Linked DNA regions of Homo sapiens: region 1 is linked to region 2. Evidence: chromatin loops called from intact Hi-C (ENCODE). Cell type or tissue: dorsolateral prefrontal cortex. All regions are shown on one strand.

Region 1 (2,500 bases), 150 kb after region 2:
TCCCTGCCCCTACCCATGCCAATCTCCCTTTACCCCTTCCTTCTTGCGCTCCAAGCATCCAGATATGGATCAATTCTTTTCTGCTTTTTGAATGAATATGGTTCTGTCTTGCTTCTGGGCCTTTGCACATGCTGCTCCTTCCTCTAGGACACCTGTCTCCCCATCCTTCTTTTTTTTTTTTTTTTTTTTTTAGTTTGAGATGCAGTTTCACTCTTGTTGCCCAGGCCGGAGTGCAATGGCGAAATCTCGGCTCACTGCAACCTCCGCCTCCCAGGTGTAAGTGAAGAATCGCTGCCTCAGCCTCTCAAGTAGCTAGAATTACAAGCATGTACCACCACGCCTGGCTAATTTTGTATTTTTAGTAGAGACAGGGTTTCTCTGTGTTGGCCAGGCTGGTCTCGAACTCCTGACCTCAGGTGATATGCCACCTCTGCCTCCCACAGTGCTGGGATTATGATCATCGCATCCCCATCCTTCTTTACTTGAACAACTTTGACTTGTTTAAATGTCAGCTTGACCACTTGCCTTGTGGGAAGCATTTTTGGAGCCCTCCAAGTCTGAGTTAGTGCCCCCGCTCTCTGCTCCTGCAGCTGGTGTACACTTCCCCGTTGCAGAATTAATCATTCTGTACTCTAACTGCCTTCTGACTTTCTGCAACTGAATCCTGAGTGGTCAGCAGTGTCTGCACATGGAAGCCCCACACATACTTGTTGGAGGAGGAATTAATGAATGACTGCTCAACACCGCCTCTTTCACCGTTAGTCCACCCCGCCCTGTCTCCACCTTGTATTGTACATCTTGTATGAGACACGTTAACACTTTATTTGGTGAATCCTAGCAAGGCCTGGAAGAGAGGCCAAAGCAACAGAGGATAGGACCTTCAGGGGGTTGGGGACAGCAGGTGTTCATTAACTGGTACAGAAGTATTTCAATATTTTAACAACCAGTAACACAACTGTTGTGTGTCCTACTTGTGTGCATTGTTTATTCCACCAATGACTTCCCTGAAGTGATCAGCAACCACGGTCACTGGCAGGATTGTGCAGAGTGGAGTGGGCTGAGAGCTTGGAAGGACATCTCTTCTGCTGGTTGCCCAAAGCAGCATCACTGATGCATATTAGCCAGTTATTCATGGTTGAGATAGGGAGACAATAAGCCTCTGTGACATTTCTCTGGGACCTGGGGTTTGAGAAGCACTCCAGGATAGGGAAGGACAGAAGCTGGTACTGATGTAGCTCCTGCACCAAACAATAGCTTTGTGTGTGTCTGTGTGTGTCTGTGTGTGTGAGAGAGAGAGAGAGAGAGCTTGTGTTTGGTGTGCCATTATGCATGGTTAGCATCTGCATGTATGTGATGGGTATTTGTATGTGGTCTGTAAGTGTATGTGCGGTGTGAGGGGTGGTTTGGTGTGTATTTGTGCTGTATGCCATGGATATGGTGTGTAGATGTGGTTGTGGTTGTGTGCATGTGCCTATGTGTGTGCATGTATGTGTGGTGTGTATTATGAAGGTACTGAGGCAAGTGTTCTGGATGAGACTGAGGAGATGGTGACAGAGAGAGAAAAGAATGGAGGGGACCATCCCTTAGCCAACTCCTGGAAGTTCGTTGTATGTGGTCATCCAAGTGGGCAGAGTGAACAGGAGACCTGGCTGGGACCACCAGCAGCCAGCAGGACAGAAACATAGAGGAGGAAGAGAGAGCCCCAGTGATCACCTCGCCTGATCGGGAGAGTGTCTTCCCTCTGCTGGGCGGGCAGAAAGCATGTTCTAAAGACAGAAAATTTAGCAAAAAAGGGAGAAAGGGCTCCCCAGTTTCCTTTGCAACTTCTGCACCGTTTCTGTTTTGTTTTTGTTTTTGGTATAGCTCTGTGCCAGAAACAGCTTGCCCAATCGAGCATGTGAGGGAAAACTCATGGCCTCTCAGGCCACATCAAACAAAGCAAGGCCTTCAGCACAAGAGAGATTTTTGCTCTTCTTGGCAGGGATGACATCCTGGAGATTATAAAGGATTTGGGTCAGGGAGAGTCATCAAGAACATCCTGTTCCAGGAGCCCTGAGGCCCCGAGGCCCAGGATGGAGGACAGGTGACAAATACATTGCCCAGGGTCACACCACTGTTTCTTTCTGGTGGTTGAGTGTTAGCAGAGCCCCAGACTGATTTATTGATCAGGTTATTGGAAGGGCAAAGTCTCCCCCAGGCTTCCTGATTATCAGTCCAGAGCTCTTTCCACCTCCCCAGCTAACAGGAGACCCATGGTCTCCTCCAACCCTGTGGAACCTTCTTTTTTTTTTTTTTTCTTTTTTTTTTGAGACAGAGTCTTGCTGTGTCGCCCAGGCTGGAGTGCGGTGGCGCAATCTTGGCTCACTGCAACCTCCGCCTTCCAGGTTCAAGCAATTCTCCTGCCTCAGCCTCCTGAGTAGCTGGGACTACAGGCACACGCCACCACGCCCAGCTAATTTTTGTATTTTTAGTAGAGACGGGGTTTCACCATGTTGGCCTG
Region 2 (2,500 bases):
CATTGGTGTGCTTTTAAAAACTCCTTAGTGTAAAAGACATCAGCCATGTGCATGCCTTAGTGCAGTTTCCAAGAAAAGACCATGGGATAACTGTACCCAGTGACCAGGGTTGATGTCCCTTAAAAATCGGGCAGCCTGGCCAGGCATGATAGCTCAAGCCTGTAATCCCAGCACTTTGGGAGGCTGAGGCAGGAGGTTCACTTGAGCCCAGGAGTTTTAGACCAGGTGGGCAACATGGCGAAACCCTGTCTCTACCAAAAATACAAAAAATAGCTGGGCATGGTGGTTCATGCCTATGGTGCCAGCTACTCAGGGGGCTGAGGTGGGAGGATCACTGGAGCCAGGGAAGTCGAGGCTGCAGAGAGCTGTGATCGCACCACTGCCCTCCAGCCTGGGTAACAGAGTTAGACCCCATCTCAATAATTAAAAAAAAAAGAAAAATTGGTCGTCCCCTTTGTCAAACAAATGCTTCGCCTCTGAGGGGCAAATAGCATCCTCTGATTCCTATGTCCCACTGCCCTCTTTCCTTGTGATTGACAGGATGTGTTTTTTCTCCCCCCTTACTCTCTGTGTTCCATCCTCATGGCAGCCCTTGCCAGTCACCGTCTAGGCATTGGGGATACTCCAGTGAGACAAGTTCTCACTCATTTCACAATCACTGGTCTTGAGCCAGGTAATGCCATGAGCAGTGAGTTGGGCTAACAGGGCCCGGTCATCATGCAGGTGATCGTATCTCCCTCTGGGACTCCAGCCAGAAGGGGACCCTGAGTGTTTTATGTAGAATACATCTATTTTCCCTAGAGCTAAAGAAGATTCCTGTGTTCCTCAGGTTTGATGACAAGCCCACTTCATCACTACTGGGTTTTCATAACATTCTCGTTTACTGAATCTTCACCCACCCTCACCCTCCCACCTCAAGACACTGACAGGTTTCTTCTCTTATCTGCCCACACTGGAAGACGTGGGACCATCTGTCTCCTTGTGTCATACCCAGTCGATTGGGCCAGTAGGTGGCCAGACAGTATCAATAGGTGGTGCTCTAAGCCAGCTGAAGGCTTCTGTGTATTTCTGTCCCCTGGGTAGGGAGTGGGAGAGAGGAGGAGACAGGGCTAGGGGCAAAAATATTAAAAAAGGATTGGTTAAATATTCCAATGAGACTTGGCAATCAGCCACTAACTTGATATAGCTCAGCTGGAGACCCACATCTTAGTTGATGACATAGAATATCGTATGGCAAACCTAGTTCCTTTTAAGAAATTGTTCCACCTGCATGTTTGTAATTGGTTTGGATCAAGTTTTTCAAAGCCATAAATAAAACTGAAACTGCATGTGAGAATTGGTTATCTGGCAAGATAACAGAACTTCATAAGAAATGTACTGATGTGGGAAGGACTTCTTAGTTTTCTTTAGGAATTGCATATTAAGGGATTTCAGCAAAAATGCCTTAAGAAAGAAGCATGCTTATAAATTTTGAGTTCATCTTACTACTAGAAAGAGACAGGCTGGTAAATATATAATAGTGCTGATATGTCTTATTGACATGTACTTACAAGATTGATTTATTAGCATGTTTGTCTCTGATCTGTCAGGTTCAGAGGAGATAAACTCCAGAGTGCATAGTTGTCAGATCCAGGGTAAGAAAGAAAAATTAAATCAAGCCAGGCCTTTTGGAGCTTTTTTCCATCATCCCTGTTTTCTTGGTTTCATCTTCCAGGAAAAAGACTCTTTGATTGCTATTGACCGATCCTTTTTGAGTACACTTCCAGGCCAGTCCCTCATAGACAAACTTTACAACATTTGGATTCGCCTTCAGAGCCACGTCAATATTGTGTTTGATAGCGAGATGGACAAACTAATGATGGACAAGTACCCAGGCATTAGGCAGGTGAGCAAAAAACTGGATTCCCATTGCTAGCTACAGAAGATAAATAATAAACATTGTGTATTGAAACAAGAAACTAATAAGCCTACTGGAATTCTTGTTGAATGTTTTTTATGACCTTTTTTCTCCATAAAGATCCTGGAGAAGAAAGAAGGCCTGTTCCGAAAACACATGATGGGAAAGCGAGTGGACTACGCTGCGCGCTCAGTCATCTGCCCAGACATGTACATCAACACCAACGAAATTGGAATTCCCATGGTGTGTGTGTGTGTGTGTGTGTGTGTGTGTGTGTGTGTGTGTGTGTGCGCGCGCGCGTGCAGGGCTCATTTGCTCCCCGTGGGTGGCAGATGAGAATGCCGCAGAGGACTGGGGACAGGATGTGCAGCAGATTATTCTGGCTTGGGCGGAACTAGCTTCTGCCTCTTCCTGGACAGCCCACAAGGAGGTGACTGGAAGCTGCATGATGGCATTGCTGTCACTCCTTGCTAGGCTTACAGACACCTCCTACCAACAAGTCAGCACCAGGGAGCTGACTGCAGGGTGTTCCACATCCCCGCCGGCATAGCTTCCTCCTGCCCACTTCAGCCTAGTCTTTTGACCTTCCTCACCAAATTGAAT

The links. Peaks named below come from ENCODE experiments on the same cell type or tissue, not always from the same donor. Only the 100,000 strongest peaks of a DNase experiment are listed, where the experiment ranks them.
Region 1: it touches region 2 in a loop (3-fold over the local background); 2 of 110 quality-filtered maps call a loop at or near these places.

The regions. Positions count from the first base shown.
Region 1 is chr2:85,924,162-85,926,661 of GRCh38, reverse strand. No RefSeq gene overlaps it. Among named protein-coding and RNA genes, the nearest start is that of ST3GAL5-AS1, 36 kb to the right of the region's middle. RefSeq lists an enhancer at 1,887-1,936. In dorsolateral prefrontal cortex, no CTCF peak of the experiment used is centred here; DNase peaks (open chromatin) are centred at 1,131 and 1,941; H3K27ac peaks cover 2,500 bases.
Region 2 is chr2:86,077,499-86,079,998 of GRCh38, reverse strand. It overlaps POLR1A (RNA polymerase I subunit A), which reads left to right. Exons shown (of 34, transcript NM_015425.6): 10 at 1,715-1,885; 11 at 2,018-2,140. Among named protein-coding and RNA genes, the nearest start is that of POLR1A, 27 kb to the left of the region's middle. In dorsolateral prefrontal cortex, CTCF peaks have their summits at 835 and 1,034 (motif pointing right); DNase peaks (open chromatin) are centred at 1,008 and 2,248; H3K27ac peaks cover 2,139 bases.